Linked DNA regions of Homo sapiens: regions 1 and 3 are each linked to region 2. Evidence: read pairs that join two places in POLR2A ChIA-PET (ENCODE). Cell type or tissue: HepG2. All regions are shown on one strand. Links, peaks and the distances in the headings refer to the core of each region. The heading gives the core; the rest is flanking DNA. Region 1 overlaps NDE1 (nudE neurodevelopment protein 1). Region 2 overlaps MPV17L-BMERB1 (MPV17L-BMERB1 readthrough). Region 3 overlaps MARF1 (meiosis regulator and mRNA stability factor 1).

The links. ChIA-PET counts read pairs that join two places held together with the same protein. Peaks named below come from ENCODE experiments on the same cell type or tissue, not always from the same donor. Only the 100,000 strongest peaks of a DNase experiment are listed, where the experiment ranks them.
Region 1: POLR2A ChIA-PET joins it to region 2 with 11 read pairs; 2 of 35 experiments call an interaction of 5 or more read pairs at or near these places.
Region 3: POLR2A ChIA-PET joins it to region 2 with 13 read pairs; 8 of 35 experiments call an interaction of 5 or more read pairs at or near these places.

What each region holds. Positions count from the first base shown.
Region 1 is chr16:15,676,828-15,686,705 of GRCh38, reverse strand. It overlaps NDE1 (nudE neurodevelopment protein 1), which reads right to left. Exons shown (of 9, transcript NM_017668.3): 4 at 8,757-8,905. Among named protein-coding and RNA genes, the nearest start is that of NDE1, 32 kb to the right of the region's middle. RefSeq lists an enhancer at 4,280-4,574. In HepG2, for the core only: a CTCF peak has its summit at 4,466; a DNase peak (open chromatin) is centred at 4,425.
Region 2 is chr16:15,572,223-15,582,100 of GRCh38, reverse strand. MPV17L-BMERB1 (MPV17L-BMERB1 readthrough) reads right to left here. Exons shown (of 6, transcript NM_001414674.1): 4 at 770-884. It overlaps BMERB1 (bMERB domain containing 1), which reads right to left. Exons shown (of 6, transcript NM_033201.3): 4 at 770-884. Among named protein-coding and RNA genes, the nearest start is that of MIR6506, 34 kb to the left of the region's middle. RefSeq lists an enhancer at 2,455-2,955. In HepG2, for the core only: no CTCF peak of the experiment used is centred there; DNase peaks (open chromatin) are centred at 5,110, 5,620 and 6,260; H3K4me3 peaks cover 1,408 bases.
Region 3 is chr16:15,623,538-15,633,415 of GRCh38, reverse strand. MARF1 (meiosis regulator and mRNA stability factor 1) reads left to right here. Exons shown (of 27, transcript NM_014647.4): 6 at 1,918-2,035; 7 at 2,912-3,084; 8 at 7,616-8,044; 9 at 8,243-8,400; 10 at 8,489-8,647. Among named protein-coding and RNA genes, the nearest start is that of MARF1, 15 kb to the left of the region's middle. In HepG2, for the core only: no CTCF peak of the experiment used is centred there; a DNase peak (open chromatin) is centred at 4,225.

The DNA of each region.
Region 1 (9,878 bases), core at 1,175-9,174, 100 kb before region 2:
AAACACATATAACAACATGATTTTTTAAGACACAGGTTTTTGCTGTGTCTCTCAGGCCGAAGTGCAGTGGTACAATCACAGCTCACTGCAATCTCAAACTCTTGGGCTCAAGAGATCCTCCCGCCTCAGCCTCCTGAGTTACTGAGATTACAGGCATGAGGCATTGTGCCAGGCATAAGATGCACTTAAGCAGGTGGAAGAGATCATATTTAACCTCTCAGTGGAAGTTCAAAATGCCCAGTACCAGCCCAGCTGCCCTGCTCACAACCCCTTCTTGTGAAGGGCATAAACACTGTGGTAAAGGCACTGCCAAGTGCTGTAAGAAAACAATCTGTTATAATTCTGGGAAAACCACCTTCTCTGCACCTCAGTTTTCTCTCATGCAAAACAAGGATAGTAATAGTAACCTTCATGCAGGATTGTGGTGGGGAAGGGGTGGCAAGAAGTCATACAGGCCCGGACACGGTGGCTCACGCCTGTAATCCCAGCACTTTGGGAGGCCGAGGCGGGCGGATCACTTGAGGTCAGGAGTTCGAGACCAGCCTGGCCGACATGGTGAAACCTCATCTCTACTAAAAATACAAAAATTAGCCGGGCATGATGGTGCACACATGTAGTCCCAGCTGCTCGGGAGGGTGAGACAGGAGAATCGCTTGAACCCAGAAGGTGAATGTTGCAGTGAGCCAAGATCATGCCACTGCACTCCAGCTTGGGCAACAGAGTAAGAATGTTTCCCAAAAAAAAAAAAAAAATCCTACAGGAAGCACACAACAGATGTTTTACACATAAGCACACATCTATAAATTTTCAGCAATTTTTATTATTGACCCTGTGTCTGTCCCCAGACCTTACACAACCTGCTAACTGTATCCCACAGTGGTCAGAAGCACGTGTTTGGAGAGGAACCCAGGAGTTAACACCCAGCTCCTCCTCCACCTAGAACTCACTGAGTATCATTGCGGAACTTGATCTCCTTCATCCTCAGTTCCTTCAATCACCAAATTAATAACTGCACTGATTAATGGCTGCATCAGTTCATTTATTCAACATATCCTACTATGTCTAGATGGAGTCATACAAGTACCTACCCTCACAGGGTCTTTAGAAGTAGTGGATAGGATAAAGTTACCACAGTACCGATTAAAAACAACAAAGGGACAAGCACAGTGGTTCATGCCTATAATCCCAGCACTTTGGGAGGCCAAGGTGTGAGGACCGCTTGAGGCCCAGGGTTCAAGACCAGCCTGGGTAATATAGAGAGACCCTGTCTCTACAAAAAGTAAAAAAATTAGCCGTGCATGATGCGTGCCTGTAGTCCCAGCTACTCGGAGGCTGAGGTAGGAGGACTGCTTGAGCCCAGGAATTCAAGGGTACAGTAAGCCATGACTATGCCACTGCACTCCAGCCTGGGTAACAATGCCAGACCCTGTCTCGAAAAACAAAAACAAAAAACACACTACTACCAACAACAAAGGGATAATACTTCGGAGTACAATACCAGAAACAGTTAAAACAGCCCTAAGGTTGACATATCAAAGATAAAATATTCACATAATAATATGTAGAGTAGTACAGAATGCTTGCAGAAATGCAGACATACTGAGTATATAAAGAGGAAGACCCATTATCATGCAGAAATTAATTCTCCACAAGTTAAACTGATAAATTTAACACTGTCTTAATACGTTTCTACTGGGGGAATAAACTGGACTGATTTGAAAGATCCTGTGACAATGAAACAAGAATGATCAGAGGAACTCTGTAAAAGAGATCAGGGAACTAGCTCTACCAGAGAGTCAGAACGCACTACTATAAAGCCTCAACAATGAAGAATAGTATGCTACTGGTTGTAAGAACAAAGGAACCAAAGGTCCAGAAATAGACAAGAGTTTAATTTATAATAAAGGTGGCATCACAGATCATTGGTAAAAAGATGGCAGGTTCAGTTCTAGTTTTAGGGACCACTGGGTACCCACCAGGAAAAAATTATTAGATTCGTACCTCATACTGTACCCTAACACAAACTCCGACTGAATCGGAAATTTTAACAAACTCCTTATTTGGTCAAAATCTATTTTGCTTCTGGAATGCTAGGGAACTGGGGACCAGCTTCAGTGCCTTTTTTTTTTTTTTTTTTAAGATGGAGTTCCACTCTTGTCACCCAGGCGGAGTGCAACCTCTGCCTCCGGGGTTCAAATGATTCTTCTGTCTCAGCCTCCCAAGTAGCTGGGATTACAGGCACGCACCACCACATCCTGCTAATTTTTGTATTTTTAGTAGAGACAGCATTCCACCATGTTGGCCACGCTGGTCTCGAACTCCCGACTTCAGGTGATGCACCTGCTTCTGCCTCCCAAAGTGCTGGGATTGTAGGTGTTGGACACCATGCCTGGCCCTTCAGTGGCATTTCTGAATTTCCCTGCAACCTCGACACCCTGGGTTTAAGTCATCCTTTCACCTTTTTTTTTCTTTTTTGAGATGAAGTCTCACTCTGTTGCCCAGGCTGGAGCGCAACAGCACAATCTCAGCTCACTGCAACCTCCGCCTCTCGGGTACAAGCGATTCTCCTGCCTCAGTCTGTCAAGTAACTGGGATTACAGGCGCCTGCCACCATGCCTGGCTAATTTTTGCATTTTTAGTAGAGACAGGGTTTCACCATCTTTGTCAGGCTGGTCTCCAACTCCTAACCTCAGGTGATCCGCCCACCTCAGCCTCCCAAAGTGCTGGGATTACAGGCGTGAGCCAATGCGCCCAGCGATTCTTTCACCTTCTTACCTCAACCTCCCGAGTAGTTGTGACCACAGGCACAAGCTACCATAGCCGGCTAGTTTTTATATTTGTTTCTAGAGACGGGAGTCTCACTATGTTGCCCAGGATGTCCTCAAACTCCTGGGCTCAAGCAATACTCAAGCCTCAGCCTCCCCAAGTACTAAGATGACAGATTACAGGCATGAGCTATCTCACCTAGCGTATTTACTTTGAAATAAAGGTCAGCATGCTAGTTGTAACTGGAGTGAAAATTGCTTTATGTATTTTATATGTTGAAATTCTGTCAACTAATGTATAAAAGCATATTTAGTGCCTGTAATCCCAGCACTTTGGGAGGCTGAGGCGGGTGGATCACAAAGTCAGGAGATCGAGACCATCTTGGCTAACATGGCGAAACCCCATCTCTACTAAAAATACAAAAAAATTAGCCGGTTCGTGGTAGCGGGTGCCTGTTGTCCCAGGTACTCGGGAGGCTGAGGCCAGGAGAATGGCATGAACCTGGGAGGCGGAGCTTGCAGTGAGCCAAGATTGTGCCAATGCACTCCAGCCTGGGTAACAGAGCTAGACTCTGTCTTAAAAACAAACAAAAAAAACCCATATTTAGTATAACAGCAAAATATTGCAATAATTTGTGACTATGAAAGCTGTTAATTTCATGTGCAGTTATTGAGAACCTGAAAATACTTAAATAGGAAAACAGATTTTCAGTAAATATAAAGAGATATACTGGTTAGATAACTAAGAACATATCCTTTTTGAGCCAAAAAATGCTTTAAAAGTCCATGGAATTGGCTGGGCACAGTGGCTCATGCTTGTAATCCCAACACTTTGGCAAGCCGAGATGGGAAGATTGTTTGAATCCAGGAGTTTGAGACCAGCCTGGGAAACACTGTGTGACCCCATCTCTTTAAAAAAAAAAAATGTGTAAGTTGGACTGGGTGTGAGAGCTAACGGCTATAATCCCAGCACTTTGGGAGGCCGAGGTGGTGGATCGCTTGAGGTCAGGACCATGGTGAGACCCCATTTCTACTAAAAATAGAAAAATTAGCTGGGCATAATGGCACATGCAATGTAGTCCCAGCTACTCGAGAGGCTGAGGCAGGAAAATCATTTGAACCTGGGAGGCAGAGGCTGCAGTGAGCTAAGATCGCACCACTGCACTCCAGCCTGGGCTACAGAGCAAGACTCTGTCTCAAAAATAAATAAATAAAATAAAATGAAAAACTTATGAAAAGAGTAAAACTAGATTAAATCTATTTGAATTTTTGTAAAACTTTTTGGCATCTTAGTACTCATATGAAACAAAGTAACCTTTAGGAAATGTATTTAATTTTTAGTTACTTCCAATTAGGTCCTGCACACTTTTCAAGGTTATTCTTATACAAAGTGCCTGTCCTCAGTTAAAAGTGAGTAGTTTCGTTTGAGGGACGTATAGAAGAAGGACCATGAGAGCAATCAAACAGCTGATGGTGCTGAGAAACTCTTGTTCTTGGAGAAGACTGTCAAACGTTCTAAATATAACTATTAAACTTGCACAAAATTGTAACATTTTCAAGTCTTTAAAATAAAGCTTTGGAGCCTAGGCAACATGGAGAAACCCGGTCTTTACAAAGAATACACAAATTAGTGAGTCATGGTGGCACATGACTGTAGTCCCAGCTACTGGGGAGGCTGAAGTGATCGTGCCACTGCACTCCAGCAGGGGCGACAGAGAGAGACCTTGTCTCAAAACATAAATACATAAAACTTTGGTGACCTAGAACTTTATTGATTCTATAATGGTGAACTGGGCTTCTACCTCATCCGATTTTTAACACTAAACTATTCAGCATTTGGCCAAATTGTATTAACAAAAACAATGCACGTTTAGTACAAAAATAAAAATAGAAAAGAAAGAAAAAACAAAAATACTACAAGAAAACACTTGGCTAATTGCTTTATAAACCTTGGAGTGCACAAGGCCCTTCTAACTATGACTAAGAAATCTGACTACAAAAAAATCAAATACCAGCCTGGCCAACATGGTGAAACCCCATCTCCGCTAAAAATACAAAAATTAGCCAGGCGTGGCAGTGGGCGCCTGTAATCCCAGCTACTTGGGAGGCTGAGGCAGGAGAATAGCTTGAACCTGGGAGGGTGGAGGTTGCAGTTAGCCGAGATCCTGCACCTGCACTCCAGCCTGGGCCATAGGGCAAGACTCTGACTCAAAACAAAACAAATCAGTAACTCTGTACAATAAAATATACATCAGACAAAGCTGGAAACAAATGACAAACTCCCAATACTGTCCATTCATGTCACAGACAAATATATAAAAATCTCCTAGAAATCATGGGAAAAAAAACAACGAACAACCCAATTTTAAAATATGCCAAAGGCCGGGTATGGTGGCTCATGCCTATAATCCCAGCACTTTGGGAGGCCAAGGTGGACAGACCGAGTCCAGGACTTTGAGACCAGCCTAGGCAACATGGAAAAACCCTGTATCTACAAAAAATACAAAAATTAGCCAGGTATAGTGGCACATGCCTATAGTCCCAGACACTCAGGAGGCTGAGGTGGGAGAATCACTTGCCCCAGGAGGTCAAGGCTCCAGTGAGCTGTAATTGCACCATGGCACTCTACTCTGGGCAATGGAGCGAGGCCCAGTCTCAAAAAAAAAAAAAAAAAAAAAAAAAAAAAAGGCAGTGTTTAACAGTGCTGGCACAACTGGGCTATCCACCTAAAGAAAATAAAAATAAAATTGAACTTGTATCTTATACTAGATACAAAAATAAATTCATTGCAGACTAAGGAATAAGGATACAAAAAAATTAAACAATTAAAAAATATTGCAAAAAAAACACAAAACACATGAACAATCAAGAACCAAGGAGACTTCCCTAGTGAAATCTGCAAACCTAGAAGGTATTTAAAAAAAGATGTAACTGATGACCTAAAAATGAAAAATACATGTATAAAAAATTTTTTTTCAAAAGAGAAAAAAGGAAATATTTGTATGGAAAATGATACAATAGACAAAGTCAACAAACAAAAGATTACCACGGAAAAAATTATTTTCAATGCAGGAGAAAAGATTAGTAGTAAAAATATACAAAGGGCCAGGCACAGTGGTTCATGCCTGTAATTCCAGCTTTGGGAATCTGAGGCAGGTGGATCACTTGAGGTCAGGAGTTCAAGACCAGCCTCTCCAACATCGCAAAACTCCGTCTCTGCTAAAAATACAAAAATTAGCCAGGCGTGGTGGGGGGCGCCTGTAATCCCAGCTACTTGGGAGGCTGAGGCAGGAGAATCACTTGAAGCAGGAAGGCAGTGGTTGCAGTGACCTGAGATCACACCACTGAACTCCAGCTCCAGCCTGGGAGACAGAGCGAGACTCCATCTCAAAAAATATATATATGCAAAGAACTCCTACAGATTGACAAGAAAGGAATTTCCACTTCTGGTAATGACCAGGAAACCTGTATCAGATCAAACCTCGTATAAATTCTAAGTAAAATGTTTACAACAATAATCTGAGTGCACTGGCAGGAACTGGAAAACAACGCTTAGAAAAACAGAACAAGACTGGGTGAAGTCTGCATCTTTACAAGATTTTTGCCTAAAGCTCCAGGGATAGAAATCTATCACCGTGGGCCCCCCCACATTCTGAATATAGTATCTTCCCACATCTCTGGCCTCCCCCAAACCACACGTGCACAGAGCAGACACAAAGCAGCCCAGTTACGGCTAAAAAAAGCAAAGAGATTTCAGCTACTGCCCATCAAAGGGGAGACAGAATTTGGGCTGTAAGCTCAGCCAAGTAAACCACCTAAGAAAACCAAATAAATCAAGAACATAAAAGAATTCATCATCTCTGGCTGGGTATGGTGGCTCAAGCCCGTAATCCCAGCACTTTCGGAGACCGAGGCAGGCAGATCACCTCAGGTCAGGAGTATGAGACCAGATTGGCCAACATGGTGAAATCCCATCTCTACTAAAAATACAAAAATTAGCCGGGTGTGGTAACACACACCTGTAATCCCAGCTACTCCGGAGGTTGAGGCAGGAGAATCACTTGAATCTGGGAGGTGGAAGTTGCAGTGAGCAGAGATCGCACCACTGCACTCCAGCCTGGGCGACAGAGCAAGACTGTCTTAAAACAAAAACAAAAACAAAAAACAACTAATAGTCTGTGGGAAACACCACGTGGGAAACACCACTCACACTGCCTACAATACAACCCCAAAGTTATTGAATGCGTGGAGTATAAAGAAAATGTGACCCAGATGTTGAAAACTGCACAAAAGGACCTCAAAGCAGCTCTTACAACTATGCTCAAGGATGTCAAGAAACCTCAATAGAACAGAAATTATAAAAGAACAAACACAAATCCTACATCTAAAAATACAATATATTGAAAATTCAATATTTCATCTGCTATAATGGCAGATTGGAGAGAGAAGAGGGCGTCTATCAACTTGAAACTGGATAAACAGAAATTATTCAATTTGAAGAACAAAGACAAAAAAATAATTAGGGAAAAGAAAAATGAAGAGAGCCTTAGGAACCTGCCTGACAATATAAAAAGGTTATGTGTATAGATGGCGTCCGAGACGGACAGGAGAAAAAGAATGAGGCAGAAAAAAAACTCTCTGAGGAGGCCGGGTGCAGTGGCTCATGCCAGTAATTCCAGAACTTTGGGAGGTTGAGGCAGGAGGATCACTTGCTCCCAGAAGTTTCAGGCTGCAATGCACTATGGTGGCACCACTGCCCTCCAGCCTGGGTAACAGAGCAAGACCCTGTTTCCAAAAATAAATAAAAGAAAAAACATCTGTGCTTTTTTTGTTTTTTTGTTGTTTTTTGTTTTGTTTTGTTTTTGAGACAGAGTCTAGCTCTGTCACCCAGGCTGGAGTGCAGTGGCGCAATCTCGGCTCACTACACGCTCCGCCCTTCCCAGTTCACATCATTCTCCTGCCTCAGCCTCCCGACTAGCTGGGACTACAGGCACCCGCCACCACGCCCGGCTAATTTTTTGTATTTTTAGTAGAGACGGGTTTTCACCATGTTAGCCAGGATGGTCTCGATCTCCTGACCTCGTGATCCGCCCACCTCGGCCTCCAAAAGTGCTGGGATTACAGGCGTGAGCCACCGTGCCTGGCCACATCTGCGCATTTCACTGTATATAATTCATATATAAATTTTTTAAAAACAAGTGTTCTTATCCAAAAAAACTGCTTGGCTGAGAGTAATTCTTCTGTAAATGTTAGTCATTATCATTCTGCTAAACCACAGAACATCAGTTTAGGAATCACTGGGCTGGGCGCAGTGGCTCACACCTGTAATCACAGCACTTTGGAGGCTAAGGAGTTTGAGACCAGCCTGGCCAACATGGCAAGAGCCCATCCCTACTAAAGATACAAAAATTAGAATGGTGTGGTGGCACGTGCCTGTAATTCCAGCTACTCAGGAGCCTGAGGCATGAGAATTGCTTGAATCCAGGAGGCAGGGATTGTAGTGAGCCGAAATCACGCCACTGTACACCAACCTGGCGACAGAGACTCTCCGTCTCCAAAAAAAAACAAAAAACTGTTCTTTGAAAAAGCTTCCTTCCCACCTTAGGGGCTTAGCACAGGCTTGGTGTTCTGTCTGGAATGTTCTTGTCTCACACCCCTCCTGGCATCATGGCTACTCATTCCTCTGGTCTTAGCCTAAATAGCATTTCCCCTGGTAAGGCTCGCCTGACGCTCCCAGGCCAACAGCCAAATTAATACATCCTATTACACACCCCCACAGCACCCTGGGCTGCCAGCCTTGCTGCTGTAATGAAATTGCACTTCTTCGACTATTGTCCATTTCCCCCCGGGCACTAAAATCCAGAAGGGCACTGGCTTTGTTCTGCTCACTGCTTAGTTCCCTATACTCAGCACAGGGCCCAGTACCCAGCTGCTGGGGACAAAAAGCAGAGAGGAGAGTCTCCCACTCGTGCTTTTCCCTTCCACCCATACCGCTTGGCTCTTTCCAGGTCGTCATTTGCTTGCTCCAGCTCTCTGATGTATTTCTGCAATTGGTCTTTAATGGCTTTGGTCTGCGCGAGGTCATCCTCCAAGGCTGAGATCTGCCGGTAGCCTTCAGAGTGCTGCACTTCAAACTTCTCCTGAAGGACAACACAGACACTGAGTGAATGACTTAAGACTTCTGAGAAGGCTAGACACAGTAGCACACATCCACCTGGAGTCACAGCTACTCGGGAGGCTAAACTGGGAGGACTGCCTGAGCCCAGGAGTTAGAGGCTGCAGTGAGCTATGACTGTAACACTCCACTCCAGCCTGGGCAACACAGCAAGACTCCGTGTTTTTTTTTTTTTCTTTTGAGGCCGAGTCTCACTCTGTTGCCCAGGCTTGAGTGCAGCGGCAAGATCCTGGCTCACTGCAACCTCTGCCTCCCAGGTTCAAGCAATGCTCCTGCCTCAGCCTCCCAAGTGGCTGGGAATACAGCCACCCACCAACAATAGTGGCTAATTTTTGTATTTTTAGTAGAGACCGGGTTTTACCACGTTGGCCAGGCTGGTCTTGAACTCCTGACACCTCAAGTGATCTGCACGCCTCGGCCTCCCAAAGTGCTGGGATTACAGGTGTGAGCCACTGCACCTGGCCTGACCCTCTCTCTTTATGAAACTACTCCTCCCACCACACTCCCTGGGTGGGGCTCCAGGCTTTCTGTCCCACCCTCCCACCACAATCGGGAGACAAGCCAGGCTCAGTCAACAGAACCTTCTCTCCAGAGCTGACTCTTAGGCAAGTGATGTAACGTGGTGGGAACAGGCAGGTGTCATTCAAAGCAGGCACAACGGACCAACTGTTTTAATTATGTCCTGAGTGCCTCTGCCCCCTGAGCACCTTGAATCTTGCCTACTCTCAACAGGGTTGAGATTCCTATAGCCTCCATCATTCTTCAGACAAATCATTCTACCCAAGGTGTCCACAGCCAAAGCAAGCCACGTAAACCTCTCCAAGCCTCATCCACACGGCAACATGGGCCTCCTTCACACATATCATCAGTGTATTACAAAGAGAGTCACCAGCCCGGCTCACAGAGTGAGACCTGGCCTCTACAAAAAATAAAAACTA
Region 2 (9,878 bases), core at 639-8,638:
TGGATAGGAGGGAAAAGTTGGTTTCTCTCATTAACCAGAAGTCCATTGCAGCATGAAGAAGGGCAGTGGAACTGCTAGTCCCAGGACCCTTGAAGAAAGGTCTCTGAGAACACAGACAATAAAGAGCAAGTTGCCCTCTGGGTTGGAAGGGCCTTTTTCCTTGTGAAAGGCCCTAAAAGCTTTGCTCTGGTGTAAGGAAACAAAAATCAAGAACCAACATGTACAGCTTTCCACATTTTCAACATTTACAACATGTTTTTACACTGCAGCTCCAGGGCTGTGGTTGTCGAGGTCAAGGCAGCAGATGCAAAGAGAAGACCCTGATACTTAGAAAAGGGCATTGGCGCCACTAAGGGGAAGGGAAAGGGGAGAACAAAGCTGGGAGGTTGGGAGGACAGAGGTTGGGAGCAAGTCAGTTCAGGTGGCAGAGTTTCGGTAGAAACTGATAGCAGAAGTTTCAAGACATTGCCTTCAGGAGTGACAGGATGTGAAGGAAGCTCTGCCATGTATTATGGGATGTGACTCCTCCCTGGTCACTTCCTGGAACAACATTCCCTCAAGAGGCACAGATTTGAAATTCTCTTATATACAAAATGAATTCTCAAGCCAGAAGGCTGGGGTTCCTTGGGATTCAGTGTCCAGAGACTGTGGATCAAGGCCATGCCTGTTAGGCAAGGCTGTGAGTCCCAGGAGCAGAAGATGGGTTCTGGAAGGAAGCAGAAGGTTGCTGTCCTGCAGCCCAGTGATCGGGTACCCGCAGTGCACTCACCTTAACCGCTCGACCTCCGCATCGTCCACCAGGAAGTCTCTCTTCTGCACCAGTTTGTGGATCTTCTGGATTAGCTCATCCTCTCTCTGCTTCTGCAGTTTGGTTTTTTCTTTTTCTGGAAAGAAGACATCAACAAGGAGACAGATGAGCATTTTGGGAGGCTGAGGTGGGCGGATCACTTGAGGTCAGGAGTTTCAGACCAGCCTGGTCAACATGGTGAAACAACCCCATCTCTACCAAAAATACAAAAATTAGCCAGGCGTGGTGGCACACACCTGGAATTCCAGCTACTCGGGAGGCTGTCAGCCACCACCTCGGGAGGCGGGAGAATTGCTTGAACCTGGGAGGCGGAGGTTGCAGTGAGCTGAGACTGCGCCACTGCACTCCAGCCTGGGCAACAGAATGAGACTTCATTTCAAGAAAGAAAAAAAAAACAAAAAATTACAGAGAGACAGATGAGAGGGTGACCACTAAAAGCACTTGAGCTGGCCGGGTGCGGTGGCTCACACCTGTAATCCCAGCACTTTGGGAGGCCAAGGTGGGCGGATCACGAGGTCAGGAGATCGAGACCATCCTGGCTAACAGGGTGGAACCCCGTCTCTACTAAATACAAAAAATTCGCCGGGTGTGGTGGCGGGTGCCTGTAGTCCCAGCTACTCGGGAGGCTGAGGCAGGAGAATGACATGAACCCGGGAGGTGGAGCTTGCAGTGAGCTGAGATCGCACCACTGCACTCTAGCCTGGGTGATAGAGCGAGACTCTGTCTCAAAAAAAAAAAAAAAAGCACTTGAGCTGAGCGGCCAGGATTGATTGGAGACCTGACTCTGCCCTTCCACCCTCTGGATGAACTTGGAGAAGCAACTTGACCTCTTCAAGCTTCAGTTTTCTCATCTGTAAAATACACAGTGAGGCTTAAAATGGGAGTAATGGGCTGGGCATAGTGCCTGCCACCTGTAATCCCAGCACTTTGGGAGACCAAGGCAGGAGGATCACTTGAGGCCAGGAGTTCAAGACCAGCCTGGGCAACATAGTGAGACCCTCCTATGTCTACAAAAATTTTCTCTGTAAATTAGCCACATGTGATGGAGTGTTCCTGTAGTCTCAGCTACTTGGGAGGCTGAGGTGGGTGGATCTCTTGAGCCCAGGAGTTCTAGGCTGCAGTGAGTTATGATTGCACCATTGCACTCCAGCCTGGGTAACAGAGAAAGACCCTGTCTCTTAAAAAAAAAAAAAAAAATTGAGAGGGCAGGGTGAGTGTGGGGAGGGAGAGCATCAGGAAAAATAGCTAATGCATGCTGGGCTTAATACCTATGTGTCGGGCTGACAGGTGCAGCAAGCCACCATGGCCCACGTTTACCTATGTAATAAACCTGCACATCCTGCATACTAAATTGCATACAATTTTGAAATGCAGTAGTGTTAGTAAATGGCTTAGTGGAGTGCTTGGCCTTGGCTGAGAGCCTTCAGTAAATGGTCATGACAAAGCCAGGGTCTTCTGCAAAGGCAGGGGGTGAGGAGAGGCTCAGATAGGGGTGCTGGGAGGGAACTAGTTGTTTTTTTCCCTTTGGTGAAGGTAAACCAATTTATCAGAAGAAAATCATCCATGCCAATGACACTAACCCTGTCCCAAACACCAAGTGCTAGGATGCCAAAGAGAAAAAATAAAAAAAAGAGAGAGGGCTGAAGATGAGGTTTGAGAAAATTAAGAGGCAAAAACTTAAACCCACTTGGGCTCTTTCTGCTCAAATCCCTTCAGAATAAAAAATGTGGGACAGCTTGTCTGCCTGCCCACGACTGACGTTGATCATTTTTTCTGGATCTGGAAGCAGAACCAGGGGTAAGGAGAACATAATATTTGGATAGGACAGAAAGTTGGTTTCTCTCATTAACCAGGAGTCCACCACTGCACGAAGAAGGGCAATAGGCTTGCCAGCCGCTCCCCATTCCCAGCCATTGGTGCATTGGATGATGGTGTCACTGCTCCTGCCGTGGTAAATCTTGTGGGTTGGGTCTGATTCCCCAAATCACTCGTCAGCACCGCAGAGCCGCTCCCTGCCCTCTCCAAGCACGCACCAACACCCATCGACTCACCAGGACCCCTGCTCACTCAGGAGCTCGTGGTGTGACTTTACTCTCCAAATAACCATTGACAGCACTCTGACATTCCCAAGTGCCCTCCACTGCTCTCTAGATCTTAGCCAGAATCACCCAACAACTGGCTGGGCCCCCAACATCTGCAAACCTCTGTCTCCAAGCCATTCATCCATGTGTTCTGTCACTCACCAATAGAGGCATTCCCCAGCCTCAGCTGCAGCAACTCCCAGGAGAAACCACCTACTCACACAAGTGGCCTGCGTCAGCTCACAGACCTATGACTAGCCCAAGTCTCCAAGTCATTGGCCAATGCTGCTCACGTGCGTGTGTGCCACATACCTTTCCCATCATCTTCCACTTGCCTACAGGTGCCACCCACTGAAATCCTAACCTCCATGGTCATAGTATTAAGAAATGAGGCCTTTGGGAAGTGAGTAGATTATGAAGGTAGAACCCTCATGAATGGAATTAGTGCCCTTATAAAAGAGACCCAAGGGAGCTTGTTTGCCCCTTCCACCACACAAAGGCACAGTGAGAAGGTACCATCTATAAGGAACAGGCCGTCACCAGGCACTGTATCTGCCAACACCTTGATCTTGCACCTCCCAGCCTCCAGAACTGTAATAAATGTTGTTTACAAGCCCCCGGTCTAGAGCAAGCCACAGAGACTAAGGCACCCCCAAAGTTCATGTGTGCCCTATTTGGAAATAGTTTTCCCCAGTTTATATCTCTTCTATTTGGAAATACTCTATTTCCAAAGTAATTTGTAAGTTGCTTTGCACATGTAATTATAATAGTTAAGCTAAAATGAGGTCATACTTATTAGCATGGACCCTAAACCCAATGACTTGTGTCCTTATGAGAAGAGGAAAGAGACCCAAGCATGGTGGCCTGAACCTGTAATCCCAGCTACTTGGGAGGCTGAAGCAGGAGGATCACTTAAGCCTGGGAGTTCTAGACCAGCCTGGGCAACACAGCCAGACCCTGTCTTTTAGAAAAAAAAAAAAAAAAAGAGGAGAAGAGAAGACACACAGACACACACAGGGTCACGTGAAGATGGAGGCAGAGATTGAAGTGGTGCAACCAGAAGGCAAGCAATGCCAAGAATTGTGTGTGTTACTGTTAGAGTAGGTAGCCAGGCAGCCATGAGCAAGAAAGGAGAGGGGATTTCCCCCCCAAGGAATGCCAGGCAACCATCAGGTGATGTCAGGCAGTTGTTAAAATTGTCTCTCTAAAATAATAATTGGTCACAGCTGGTGCCAGGGAAAGGCCATCTCCCAACAGACAGAAAACACCTGAAGTTATCAGCGGTTTCCCGATGAGATCTCAGGAGTTGGGCAACTGGGCTCAAGCATGCACATTAAGAGGCAAAATGGCGGAGTCTAACTGGTATATGACCTTCCTCTAGGAACACTCAACTGGTGAGGGAAAAACATCTCAAATAATCAGGCCCATGACTTCTGTAAATACACTGTGTTTGCAGCCTCTCCCAAGCGCTGGCAGGCCACTGCGCATGCGCACAACCTGCCCTGAGGGAAAATGAAGGGAGGAGAGACATAAAACCCTGGAATATGCCAACATATAAAACCCCGGAACATGCCAACATATAAAACCCCAAATCAAAGGTCAAGCGGTGCACTTGGATCTCTCAAATCACCCACTTGGCCGTCTTCCAAGTGTCCTTTACTGCCTTTCATTCCTGCTCTAAAACTTGTTAATAAACTTTTGCTCCTTCTCTAAAACTTGCCTCGGTCTCTCACTCTGCCTTATGCCCGCTGGTGGAATTATTTCCTCTGAGGAGGCAAGTATCAAGTTGCTTCAGACTCGTATGGATTTGCTACTGCTAATGATACAGGAGTGAAGAAGAAATTATTTAGGCAGATAGGGTAAGGAAGTCCTCGGTAAGGTTTTCCTTTTAATGAAAAGCAACCCCCAAATCATTTTCTTTTCTAACAAGGAGCAGCCAGTAAAATCGAGCTGTAGACATAGTCAAGGGAGCTGGAAGCTTACACGGGTGAATGCTGGCAGCTGTGCCCATAGGAAAAGGCCACCTGGTCTAGGTATGTTCAAAATGGCGGCTCCACGCTCCCTTCTCTTTGCCAGCCATGTGTACAGTAAGGAGAAGACAACATGGCGCCGCCCAAGTGGAAAGTTCATTTGCATGATAAGATTAGGGTGGGGTGGCCAGCCTTCCCATGCACTATGCAAACGTCACACCTGCTCCAACCAATCTGTGGGCCCTATGTAAATCAGACACCACCTCCTCAAGCTTGTCTATAAAATTTGGTGCAGTCTGCCACAGGCCGGAATTCCCATTCAGGGACTTCTCGAGAGAGACCGAGAGAGCTGTTCCCTTTTCTCTTTCTTTTGCCTATTAAACCTCCACTCCTAAACTCACTCCTCTGTATGTCAGTGTCTGTGTCCTTAATCTGCTTGGAGAGAGACAACGAACCTTGGGTATTTACCCCAGTCAACAACACTACTTCACTAACACTACCAGAAGCTAAGAGGCAAAGGAGTCTCCTCTAGAGCCTTAGCAGGGAACAAGGCCCTGTTGACACCTCGATTTTGGATGTCTGGCCTCCAGAACCGAAAGAGAATACATCCAGAACCGAGAGAGAATACATTTCTGTTGCTTAAGCCATCCAGTTTGCACCAATTTGTTAGGCAGCTCTGGGAAATGAATGTAATGCCCTAGGGCTTCAGGAGACTCCACTGTCCTTCCAGTAATTGTTTGTTTTGTGCTTACATAAGCTTGGATGGGTTTCTGTACCTTTCAGCCAGACTAATCCTTGGAGAATTGTGAAATGAGAGAGGGGAACAGGCCTGGCGGTTCCTAACCGTCCCTGCTTATCACAATCAGGTGCAAAGCTTTAAAAATTGCCAATGCTCGGCTAGGCGCGGTGGCTCACACCTGTAATTCCAGCACTTTGGTAGGCCGAGGCGGGCAGATCACGAGATCAGGAGGTTGAGACCATCCTGGCTAACACAGTGAAACCCAGTCTCTACTAAAAATACAAAAACAAAATTTGCCGGGCATGGTGGCGGGCGCCTGTAGTCCCAGCTACTCAGGAGGCTGAGGCAGGAGAATCACTTCACTTGAACCCCGGAGGCGGAGACTGCAGTGAACCCAGATCTCGCCACTGCACTCCAGCCTGGGTGACAGAGCAAGACTCTGTCTCAAAAAAAAAAAAAAAAAAATTACTAATGCTGAGATGGATCAGGTGAGGCAGGAGAATATGGTCTGGAGGCAGGGAACCTAGGGCCAACTTCCTAGAACTAAATCAAAAGAAAAACCCCAACTTTCCACACATAAGTAACAAAAGGACTGGAGGCTACTCCCTTTGCAAACCCTCCTCCTTTTCTGTGTGTCACATGAGAAATTGAAAGTATATCTGATTGGTCGCAGAAAGCAACTGCAAAAGCTTTCTGCGACCAATCAGACTAATTGTGGGCCACTACTTCATTTACATAGGGTGTACACCAAGTAGCCAACGGGAAACCTCTAGAGGGTATTTAAACCTCAGAAAATTCTGTATTGGGGCTCCTGAGCCCCTATGCTCAGGCACACTCCCACCCTATGGAGTGTACTTTCATTTTCAATAAATTTCTGCTTTTGTTGCTTCATTCTTTCCTCGCTTATTTTGTTTGTGTGTGCATTTTGTCCAATTCTTTGTTCAAAACACCAAGAACCTGGACACCTTCCACCAGTAACACAGGGACTCCCTTTTGGGGTCTGTGGGAGACCCCCACCCCAAGCATGGAAATAAAGGAAAATCTTGAGTTCCCTCAAAGGAAATTCTAGGCACCTAGCTAGCCTTGAAAAGTCAATAAGCAACTTATCAGTAAGAAGGTAATAGTAGCCTAAAACAATAGCCAAGGAAGTTAGAATCTGGAGATGTTTTGTTTTCTATAGAAACTGAAGATAAACATCTTAGCATATATGTCTGAGTTGTTTTTCAGAAACCCAGGACCCTACCAAATGGATCCACTGGCATATAGACGTCAGATAAAGGAAGACTAAGGACTGAATTCTGACCATCTTTCCTTGTTCTAAGTGTCTTCCAGAGAGGCCTGGAGGGAGTCACACCCATGGGCCAGGGATGCCATTCTTTTCTGCTGACCCCCGATTTTTATTATTTTTATTTATTTATTTATTTGAGGCAGAGTCTTGCTTTGTCGCCCAGGCTGGAGTGCAGTGGCACAATCTTGGCTCACTGCAACCCCCCTCTCCCGAGTTCAAGCAATTCTCCTGCCTCAGTCTCCCGAGTAGCTGGAAGTACAGGCAGGCGCCACCACACGCGGCTAATTTTTGTAATTTTAGTAGAGACGGGGGTCTCGCCATGTTGGCCAGGCTGGTCTCCAACTCTTGGCCTCAAGCAATCTGCCCACTTCGGCCTCCCAGGGTGCTGGGATTATACGCGTGAGCCACTGCACCTGGCCTTGACCCCCGATTTTTAAACAAAGCTTCTCTTCCTTAACCAATTGCAAATTAGAAAATCTTTCAATCTACCTATGACCTGTGAGCCCCAGCTTCAACGTATGCAGCCCTTTTAGGCCAAAATTGATATGTAATCTCAATGTATTGATTTACAATTTTGCCTGTAACTTCTGCTTGACTGAAATTTACCCCTGCCTTTAAAAACCTGCACTGAAATCGCCATTGCAAAATTATAAGAGACAGTGAAAGAGATCTGACCTAATCAACTCCATCTTGCTTCTAACCTCCAAGCTGTCCTTGTTCATTACTGGGCATAGGCTGAACTAACTATGGGAGGAACTTACTTTATCATTTAAAACAAAGACGATAACAGCCTTTTCCCAAAACAAACTCCCTTCTTGCCTGGGAACTAGACTGCATTTGTAGGTGATACGGTTAGGCTTTGTGTCGCCACCCAAAACTCATCTTGAATTATAATCCCCATCATCCCCACGTGTCAAAGGAGAGACCAGGTGGAGGTGACTGAATCACGCAGGCAGTTTCCCCATGCTGTTCTCGTGATAGTGAGCGAGTTCCCATGAGATCTGATGGTTTTATAAGGGTTGGGCAGTTCCTCCTGCGTTCATTCTCCTTCCTGTCACCTTGTGAAGAGAGTGCCTTGCTTCTCCTTCACCTTCCACCATGATTGTAAGTTTCCTGAGGCTTCCCCAGCTATGCCGAACTGTGAGTCAATGAAACCTCTTTCCTTTATACCCAGTCTTGGGCAGTTCTTGACAGCAGTGTGAAAATGGACTTAACAAATTAACCAGAAGATTAGGAATTATGATAGTGAGTGAGTTCCATGAGATCTGATGGTTTTATAAGGGTTGGGCAGTTCCTCCTGCGTTCATTCTCCTTCCTGTCACCTTGTGAAGAGAGTGCCTTGCTTCTCCTTGACCTTCCACCATGATTGTAAGTTTCCTGAGGCTTCCCCAGCTATGCCGAACTGTGAGTCAATGAAACCTCTTTCCGTTATACCCAGTCTTGGGCAGTTCTTGACAGCAGTGTGAAAATGGACTTAACAAATTAAGCACAAGATTAGGAATTATGGTTTAGGAATCATGCAGCTGGAGGCTACAAGATGCTGACCCTCCCCAGATTACTCCTGAAGATAACACCACTATTGTAAAAACCAAGATCAATGCTTGAGGTATTTTGCAGACCGTGCACTTGATGGGTCAGTGGGTACCACCCAGATAAAGTGGCTCATCTGACCTTGTGGCCCCAACCCAGGAACTGACTCAGTGCAAGAGGACAGCTTCGGCTCCCTGTGATTTCATCTCCGACCCAACCAATCAGCACTCCATTCTCACTGCACCCCCACCCCCATCCACCAAATCGTCTTTAAAAACTCTGATCCTGGAATGCTCAGGGGCACTGATTTGAGGAATAATAAAACTCCAGTCTCCCTCAGCCGGCTATGCATGAATTACTCTTTCTCTATTGTAATTCCCCAGTCTTGATAAGTCAGGTTTGTCTAGGCAGAGGGCAAGGTGAACCTGTTGGACAGAACATTACCTATAAGCCATTGAGGAGGTCAGGCTTGAAGCATTAGCTGCCCAGTCCTCCTGGCTTGGAGCCTTGCAAATAAACTGTTTCCTTTTTACCACTGCAAAAACTCTGGGGAGACAGCTGGTCTTACTGTGCCAGGAAAGCAGACCCTAGTTGTATTAGTCCATTTTCACGCTGCTGATAAAAACATACCCGCAACTGGGTAATTTATAAAGAAAAAGAGGTTTAATGGACTCACAGTTCCACGTGGCTGGGGAGGCCTCACAATCACGGCAGAAGGCAAAAGGCACGTCTTACTTGGCAGCAGGCAGCACAGAAAATGAGAATCAAGCGAAAGGGGAAACCCCTTATAAAACCATCAGCTCTCATGAGACTTCTTCACTACCATGAGAATAGTATGGGGGAAACTGTCCCCCATGATTCAATCATCTCCTACTGGGTCCCTCCCACAACACACGGGGATTATAGGAGCTACAATTCAAGATGAGATTTGGGTGGGAACACAGCCAAACCATATCACAAGTTGAGTTCTATTACAATGCCAGAGTCCAAAGCCAACAATGCCAGATCAATTGCATTGGGGTTTCTAGTGGGTGGAGAATAGACTTTGGTACTTTTCCCTCATTCCTTCGTTGTTTTATGTTTGACATTTAACTTTTTTTGGTAACAGCTTTATTGCAATATGATTCACATACCATGCAGTTCATCTGTTCCAAGTGTATTTGCAGAGTTGTGCAACCATCACCACAATCCATTTTAGAACATTTTAATCACCCCCAGAAGAAACCCCATACCCACTAGCTGTCGCTCTCTTTCAACTAGGAAAGTCTATTCACTCGTTTATCCTTAGGGCCTACACAGTGCTGGGCACCTAGTAAATGCTCACGAAAGCTAGAGGATTCAGTTCTACTGTCATTGCGCACACTACCCTTACAACAAGACTGTGTGGAAGACTCCTACACCTTGCCTTTGTTATTTATGGGATATTCACAACAACCATGCGGGGGGTAGTATTATTGGCCTC
Region 3 (9,878 bases), core at 820-8,819, 51 kb before region 2:
CGCCATCATGCTCGGCTCATTTTTTATTTTTTGTAGAGACGAGGTCTCCCTATGTTCCAACCAGAAACAGAAACTAAGAACCCATGACTGTATTCTGTCCCTTGGACACCCCTGGATGGCTTTCAGGATCCAGGGTTAGGTGGTGGAGGCTTGTCTCAAACTCCTGGGATCAAGCAGTCCTCTTGCCTTGGCCTCTAAAAGTGCTGTACGTGTGTGTGTGTGTGTGTGTGTGTGTGTGTGGTGTTTTTTTTTTTTTTAGAATTCTGATTGAAAATTTGTTTAATGATATTGCATTTGTGCCAAGTTTTCAAATAAAATAAATTAGCAAAAGATCACTTCCAAAGTACTAGAAATAATTTAATCATTCTTTCAGTTATGCTCCCTAATTTATATTTTAGTTCTATACTGGTATAATGGTTATATATGTATTATTTCCTTTGATTTTCATTACTGCTCTTTGAACCAGGCACGTAGAATATATAATTCACAATTTACAAATTAAACTAAGGCCCTGAGAGGTGAAGAAACTTGTTTAAGATCACTTGGCCAGGAAGAGCAAAGATCCAAATCTAGATTTGTCTGACCCCCAGAGTCTGCTTTTAAGCTGAAACTAGAATTTGGGTCTTTTGACTCTTAGATAATTAATTATATTGATAGTCCATATTGCTTGTCTAAAATGATATACCCATGTTCTTTACAAAAACCAGCAAGTTATTATTGTGTATTGCAGGTGCCTGAGGCAACTTTCTCAAAATAAACCTTTCCTTCCTTTGGGGACTTATATGCGAGCCTGATAGTTTTAACAGAAATAAATGCATTTTAGCTCCCTTAGGGGATATCCTCCCTCCTCTCTCTACCACCTCACCCCAGATCCTGAAAGCCATCCAGGGGTGTCCAAGGGAGAGAATACAATCATGGATTCTCAGTTTCTGTTTCTGGTTGGGCTAGTAAAGCACCTTCCTTATCTCTCTTTTCTGCTTATTAGTAGGGACGGAAACTAAAAACTATGGCTTCCAGCTGCTAAAAGCCCAAAACAAAACAAAACAGAAAACAACAACAAAAGGCAGATTGCACAAGCTTGCATGGGTAGCATGGACAGTTGACATAAAACACAGCCTTAAATCTTATTTTAGTCATTTGTCTGATCTTTACCACCTCCAAATTGTTGGCAGAAGCTATTAGAGCAAATTTAACTGAGTTCAAATTTCACTTCCTATATTCTACTTATTTTCTGAAAGGAGGATGAAAGAAATGCAAAAACAGAAGATTGGAGATGAGAGCAGGGTTAGTCACAAACCCAGTTCATATCAAGAACCAATGTTGAGATTACTGAGATCTGTTGTAATTTTTTACCATTCCCAATAGTAATAAGAATTTTTTTCTCAAGAATTACTTATTAAAATATGGGCAGACATCAGTGATAGACTGGATAAAGAAAATGTGGCACATAATACACGATGGAATACTATGCAGCCATAAAAAAGAATGAGATAATGTCCTTTGCAGGGACATGGATGAAGCTGGAAGTCATTATTCTCAGCAAACTAATGTAGGAACAGAAAACCAAACAGTGCATGTTCTTGCCTTATAAGTGGGAGTTGAACAGTGAGAACACATGGACACAGGGAGGGGAAAAACACACACTGGGGTCTGTCTGTCGGGGTTGGGGGAAGGGGAGGAAGAGCATTAGAACAAATACCTAATACATGTGGGGGCATAAAACCTAGATGATGGGTTGATAGGTGCAGCAAACCACCACGGCACATGTATACCTATGTAACAAACCTGCACGTTCTGCACATGTACCCCAGAACTTAAAGTATAATAAAATTTAAAAAATAAAAAATATGGGCAGAATGTGTAGCAATTTTCTAGCCTCAGCTCCTGCTTATTCACCCTTATTATAAATTAATGCAGGTAACCGTTGCCCACATCAATGCTACTGCAAAGAATGCCGCTGATGATAAACTGCGGCAGAGTCTCCGCAGATTTGCAAATACACACACTGCTCCAGCCACAGTGGTTCTTGTGTCAAGTAAGTACAGAAACATCTGCTAATTTCAGCTAAACTCACTGTGTGGGAAATTATCATAGAAGCCAGCAACATGTGAAAGTAAAATGTATCCCCAAAGAGGCTGAAGTACATGAGACATGTTTATGGTTATTGTTGAGAACTGTTTAGAAAAAAAATTGGGTCTAGGTGGATTTCTGTATTTCCTCCTTGGAACTTGAGTTATTGTGGGACCAGGTTTATTTTTTATTTTATTTTTTTGTTTATTTATTTTGAGATGGAGTTTCGCTTTTGTTGCCCAGGCTGGAGTGCGATGGCGCAATCTCGGCTCACTGCAACCTCCGCCTCCCAGGTTGAAGTGATTCTTCTGCCTCAGCCTCCCAAGTAGCTAGGATTACAGGCATGTTCCACCACGCCCAGCTAATTTTGTATTTTTAGTAGAGATGGGGGTTTCTCCAGTTGGTCAGGCTGGTCTCAAACTCCTGACCTCAGGTGATCCACCCTCCTCGGCCTCCCAAAGTGCTGGGATTACAGGCGTGAACCACCACGCCCGGCCGGGACCAGGTTTATTAAAGAAAAATGTGATTTTTTTTTTTTTTTTTACCTTGTGCTCAGTATTAATAATTTTTAAAGTTTAAGTTAATTTTCAAATTTGAGTCTCCCCAACATATTTGCTCCTTTTTAATACTGAAAGTAACATATGTGTCTTGGAATTCTTTTGGTAAGATTGTCTTACATTCTTCTGATGTGAAACGTGTTTCTTTCCTAAGAAACGGGGGAAGCAATTTTGAATATAGTCCAGCCTTTCCTTTCTTCTCAGTGGGTGTCAATAGAGTTGTCTGTCTTTGTCAAGTGTTTCTAATGTTTGGGGATGGGGTTGGTCTGTACCTTTTCTTTCAGCTGATGTCAATTTTGCATTGGAACTTAGTGACCTGAGACACAGGCATGGTTTCCACATTATTTTGGTCCATAAAAACCAGGCCTCAGAAGCACTGCTGCATCATGCTAACGAGCTGATCAGATTTGAAGAGTTCATTTCCGACTTGCCCCCCAGGTTACCACTAAAAATGCCAGTAAGTGGGTTTGCGTTATTTTTGCCATTTTCCAATATTACATTGTGGAGGCTGAAAGACAGCCCATAATAAGGGGGTTGCCAGGCCCAGATGGGGCTGTTCTTTGTAAGAGGTGGGTTAGATTTTGAAGTAAGGCTTAGAAACCTTCGGTTCTTCTCACAAATATACAGATAATTGGTATGTATGAAGTTTGCTTTTATTTATTTCAAAATATCATATGAAATTGACTTGTAGATTTACCTTCCCAACTTGCCAGTGTCTTCAAAGCTAGCAGTGTTTTGTGTCAGGTGGATAGAAATAACGGATTAAAAGTCATGATTCTTTTTGCTTCCAAGTATTATGGGTAGAGAATATGGCGAGGGTTCTCACATACTTGTGTGGTTGGCACCAAATAAGTGGAGTCAATTGTGCATTTTTTTCGGTATTTAATCCTTAAGCTTCAGCGGGCCTCTGAGTCTGTGCTTTCTATTGTGCATTCCCTGTGGTGCATGGACACAATTAGCAGGAGTGGTTATTGCTCCACCTGTGTGTAGCCTGTTTATGCCATATACTGGGAGGAGGGTGTGAGCACATTTCCAGGACTAGCATTTCTGATAGACTTGACTTGGGATAAGAATGTTTATTGCAGTGCTGGGCTGTGTTTAAGCCGCTGGCGAATATGTGTGTAACTCTGAAAGAATTAATGATAATGGAGAAGGAGCCATGGTGTGGGTGATCCAGGAGAGTGGGCAATCCCATACGTTAAATGAAAGTCTTCACATATAATTTAATAACTGAGAGTTACAGAAGTACGTTAGACATGATCTCATGCAAAGTCTTCATTTAAGGGAGAAAGAAATCAGCTCTTAGAAAAAGTAAACGTGTCATTGGTGATTGCAGCAGTTAAGAGAGTGGGCCCCGGGTATCCTGATTCCGGCACTTGCCTGCTAGTCACCTGTGTCCCCGATACCCAACAAGCCCCCTGCGGTCTGGCTTAAGTTGAAACTCATGCTATGGACAGTTGAGAGTTGTGGATACCAGAGGCTTACCCAGGGAGTAAGCATATACAGGCCTTACCTTAATCTTTTGAGGCTCTTTCCTAACTCACCTTTGTCATTATTTGTTTTTAGTCACTTGGCTGTAGTTACATTTCTTCCCTTCTGCTTCTGTTTGACGGTCACTTTTCTAACTTTGAAGGCCTTATGTAAATACGGTGTTTTTTCCTGGGAGGTGAAGGTTGCAGTGAGCTGAGATCGCGCCACTGCACTCCAGCCTGGTCGACAGAGCGAGACTCTGTTTCAAAAAAAAAAAAAAAAGTAAATGTAGTGTTTTAGGTAAGAACTTGCCCACTTTGGAGATTCTTATTCCTTATGGTTAAAAAAACCAAAACAATGTTTTGATAATTCAAACCATTTAGTTTTGCTGGATGTTTTTTCCCATCCACTAGAGTGATAATTTAAGATACATTTCTTTTTATGTTCTTTAGTCTGTTCCTTTAATTTTAATAAATTAAACATACATTGGTACTGCCTGGGTTTTGAGTCCCAGGTGTAATAGGAAAAGTGTAGATTTTGTTGATAATTGGTCAGTACCCCTCAAATAAAAAGAAAAGCCTCTGATTAGAAAAGTATGGTGTGGGCCGAGTGATGTGGCTCACGCCTGCAATCCCAGTACTTTGGGAAGCTGAGGTGGGCAGATCACCAATCACCTAAGGTCAGGAGTTCGAGACCAGCCTGGCCGATGTGGCGAAACCCCATCTCTACTAAAAATACAAAAATTAGCCAGGTGTGGTGGCGGGCACTGGTAGTCCTAGCTGCTTGGGAGGCTGAGACAGGAGAATCACTTGAACCTGAAAGTGGAGGTTGCAGTAAGCCGAGATCACACCACTGCACTCCAGCCTGGGTGACAGAGTAGACTGTGTCTCAAAAAATCTAAAAAAAAAAGAAAGAAAAGAATAGTATGGTATGATCATTGTAAAAACAAACAAAACACAATATTTAGAAATGTGGAAAGTGAAAACCCCACAATTCTACCCTCCAGAAGTAACCACTGTTAATATTTTGGTATTGCCCTCCAGATTTAAAAAATGTACGTTTAAAAAAAAATGTGTCACATATACAGTGTTCTGTGGCTTTTGGAAAAAAACTATGTCAGAGCTTGGATGTCTTTTCATGTTAATATATATTAATATAAATCTGCCACATTTTAAAAACCAGAACTTTGGTTTGAAAAGTACTTGTATGGCTGGTCTTTATTTAACCAGTCTACCTGTTAGTGGACATTTTGTTTATACCCAGTTTTGTGTTTTGTTTTGTTTTTTACCATTTCCAGCAAGGTAATTTATATCTTTAGGCTCCTGGGCTGACATACCATAGGGTAATTTCCAAGGCATAAGAGTTCTGGGTTAGAACTTTACTAGCAAGATCCATGTCTTCCTCCAGGAAGGTGGTACTAATTTACACTCATAAGAGTGTCTGTTTTAAATGTTTGCCAGGCCAGTAAGTGAAAAACAGCATCATCTTATAATTGACTTTTAATCTTTAACACAGTGCAAAATATCCTTTTATGATTATCGTTGTTTGCTTTTTATTTCTTCTGTAAATTGTTCACATCCTTTGCCTGTTGTTAGTGATTTCTCTTATGGTTTCTGGATTTAACCCTTTATATAATTATCTTAAGTTTTCTCCTGGTGCTTTAATGGTTCTGCTTTTTAAAATATTATTCTTATTTAAAAAAAATTTTTTTGAGACTCTGTCACCCAGGCTAGAGTGCAGTGGCGTGATCTCCGCTTACTGCAGACTCCACCTGCCGGGTTCAATTGATTCTCCTTCCTCAGCCTCCCGAGTAGCTGGGATTACAGGCGCCCGCCACCACGCCTGGCTAATTTTGTATTTTTAGTAGAGAGGGGGTTTCACTGTGTTGGCCAGGCTTGCCTCGAACTTCTGACCTCAGGTGATCACCCGCTTTGGCCTCGCAAAGTGCTGGGATTACAGGCGTGAGCCACCGTGCCCAGCCTCTGGCTAGTTTTTTGTAGACGAGGTTTCACCATGTTGGCCAGGCTGGTCTTGAACTCCTGACCTCAAGTGATCCACCTGCCCCAGCATCCCTAAGTACTGGGATTAGAGGAGTGAGCCACAATGCCTGGCAATTTTTAAAAATTTTTAATAGAGATGGGGTCTCACTGTGTTGCTCAGGCTGGTTTTGAACTCCTGGGCTCAAGTGATCCCCCCGCCTCGGCCTCCCAAAGTGCTGGGATTACAGGCATGAGCCACCATGCCTGGCCAGTTCGTTCGTTCGTTCGTTTGTTCGTTCTTTCTCTCTCTCTCTCTCTTTTCTTTCTTTTTCTCCAGTTCTACTTCCTTCTTTCTTTCTTTCTTTTTTTTTTTTTTTTCACAGAATCTCGCTCTGTCGCCCAGGCTGGAGTACAGTGGTGCCATCTCAGCTCACTGCAACCTCCGCCTCCTGGGTTCAGGCAAATTATTCTGCCTCAGCCTCTGGAGTAGCTGGGATTACAGGCGTCTGCCACTTTGCTCAGCTAACTTTTTTTGTATTTTTAGTAGAGATGGGGTTTCACCATGTTGGTCAGGCTGGTCGCCAACTCTTGACCTCAGGTGATCCACCTGCCTTGGCCTCCCAGAGTGTTGCGATGACAGGCGTGAGCCACTGTGCCAGGCCAAGTTCTACTTCTTAATACATAAATTTCAACTTATCTGGAAGAATTATGACTACCCACTGCCAAATAAAACTTCCAGCCTAACTACTGGCAATCTGCTGTTGAAGCTGAACAGGCTCTAAATTGTTGGGTTTTAAAAAAATTTTTGTTTACTTAAGCCTATAGCTCCTAGTATTCCCAGGCATTCTCCTATGCAAAAACCAACCAGGACTGACCCTGCTCACCTTCTGGCTCTATAAGTTATTATTCAGCAGACCTGCAGAATAAATAGACTTTTAAAAAACAACTTCGTTGAGATATGATTTACATATTACAAAATTCAGCTCTTTTAAGTGTACAATAATTTTTAGTAAATTGAGTTGTACAATTTTAGAATATTTTTGTCACCTCAGTAAATCTATTATGCTAATTTATAATTAATCCCCTTCCCCACTCCCAGGCACTACTAATCTTTCTGTCTCTGTAGATTTGTATTTTCTGGATGCTTTATAGAAATGGAATCATATAGTATACAGACCTCTGTGCCTAGCATATTCTTTTTTATTTTTATTTTTTGAGACAGTGTCTCACTCTGTCACTCAGAGTGGAGTGCAGTGGCACAGTCACTCCAGCCTCAATCTTCCTGGGCTCAGGTAATCCTCCCACCTGAGTAGCTGGGACTGTAGGCATGCACCACCATGCCCAGCTAAAGCATATTCTTTAAAACAATATTCAGTTACTTTGTCAACACTAAATAATTTACCCTCTCCCATCTAAATCACTGTCATCTTCTCTTCAAAGTTGTTAACTGAAGTTTGGAGGTCACCCATTGTTCTTATTTTGAAATTGAATGTGTGCCCTTGAATTAACCTGACGTAACACTTCTTTCCTCTGTATTAGCAGTGCCACACTCTGCTCTATGTTTATAACCTACCAGCAAATAAGGATGGCAAGAGCGTCAGCAACAGGCTCAGACGCCTGTCCGATAATTGTGGTGGGAAAGTGCTGAGTATCACAGGCTGCAGTGCAATTCTCCGCTTCATAAACCAAGATAGTGCAGAGCGCGCTCAGAAGCGAATGGAAAACGAAGATGTCTTTGGTAATAGGATCATTGTGTCATTTACTCCAAAAAATAGAGAACTCTGTGAAACAAAGAGTTCAAATGCAATTGCTGATAAAGTGAAGTCTCCCAAAAAACTTAAGAATCCAAAATTGTGCCTCATCAAAGATGCAAGTGAACAATCTTCCAGTGCCAAAGCCACGCCTGGAAAAGGGTCACAGGCAAATTCTGGATCTGCTACAAAAAATACAAATGTTAAAAGTTTACAGGTAATTTTGATACCTCTTGCTTTCTGAAGTTTATGGTAGGTTTGGTTTGTTTCTGTGTTTTACGTGCCCGCTTGCTTTTGGCGTGTCCCTTTTTGATTTCAGTGTTTGATGATACTCAAAGTCAATCGTTTTCTGTAAAGGATCTAACACATCTTGGGTACTTAAAATTTAAACCCCACTGTGCTTGTGTCTTTGAAGGAGCTGTGCCGCATGGAGTCAAAAACTGGTCATAGAAACAGTGAGCACCAGCAAGGTCACCTGAGGCTGGTCGTACCCACTCACGGTAACTCAAGTGCTGCAGTGTCGACGCCGAAAAACTCGGGGGTGGCAGAACCCGTTTACAAAACCAGTCAGAAGTATGTGAAACTACTCTTTCTCATAGCTGCTTCTTGAATGTGAAGGAAGACATATGACCTTTTGCCTTCAATTTTCCCCTTCTGTTAGAAAGGAGAACCTCAGTGCCCGAAGTGTTACCAGTTCTCCTGTAGAGAAAAAAGATAAAGAGGAGACTGTATTCCAAGTGAGTTACCCGTCTGCTTTTAGCAAGTTAGTTGCATCCAGGCAAGTCAGTCCTCTGCTCGCATCTCAGTCTTGGTCTTCTAGGTGAGTCCAGCTTCTTGACCCATGGGGGTGGTTACATGTAATAGGAAGGATTATGAAATAGTATGTTTGTTGAAAAGAATTCAGATAGTACTGAAATGCACAAAGTAAGTCTCCCATCACTCTTCTGCCAGTCCCCCTCTCCTCAGGTAATCATCGTTAACATTTAGGGGCAATGCTTTCACCATTTCTTCTTCCTCCATCTGGAAATTGTGGTAAGCAGAGGTCAGAAAGAGAAGCCTGTTGGAGAGTCCCTGGCCAGTGCAGGGGGGCATGTAAAGATGTCCCTATGTTCGCTGTGTTGAGGAAAAAGCCCAAACGAGCCGTGCATTGGTGGTTCTGATTCATATGGTTCTGTATAGGAAGCTATTTGGAAGTAAAGTTTTCTGTAAACCATGGTAATTATTTATCACTGTCTCTCACACCAAGGAATTCTTGATGCTTGGGAGACAGAGAAGCCGTAAGGCCGTGTTGCATTCCCATGAGCTCCTTTTAGCATTGTGTTTGTTCTGCTGAGTTGGTGGCAGATCACTGTAGAAAGTGACTATGGATCAGCCGGGCGTGGTGGCTCACGCCTGTAATCCCAGCACTTTGGGAGGCCGAGGCGGGAGGATCATGAGGTTAGGAGATCAAGACCATCCTGGCTAACCGGCTAACACGGTGAAACCCCATCTCTACTAAAAATACAAAAAATTAGCCGGGCGTGGTAGTGAGTGCCTGCAGTCCCAGTTACTTGGGAGGCTGAGGCAGGAGAATGGCATGAACCTGGGAGGTGGAGGTTGCAGTGAGCTCAGATCGCATGACTGCACTCCAGCCTGGGTGACAGAGCGAGACTCCGTCTCAAAAAAAAAAAAAAAAAAAGAGAAAGTGACTATGGATCTATAAAATTACATCTAAAAAGCCACATAAAAGTTTTCCTTATGTGCAGAAAGAACTGTAACATGTAGGCAAGAACGTTTAACTCTTTCAGAGACACAGAGGAGGTTAGACGCCTTAAATTGGTATCACAGGCTGATTTCCTAAGGATAATGCACAAAGCAGAAGGTTAATTCATCAGGACTGCCTCTAATTCCTGCCTTTAGCTTTAACCCAAAGGAAGAATATATATTAATTGGTTGGCGGTAATTAGGGGTCAGTAGATAGTACTTTTGACAATGTCTGAAATCAATGTGTATTTAAGATTAAAAACACAGCTGGGCACAGTGGCTCACGCCTGTAATCCCAGCCCTTTGGG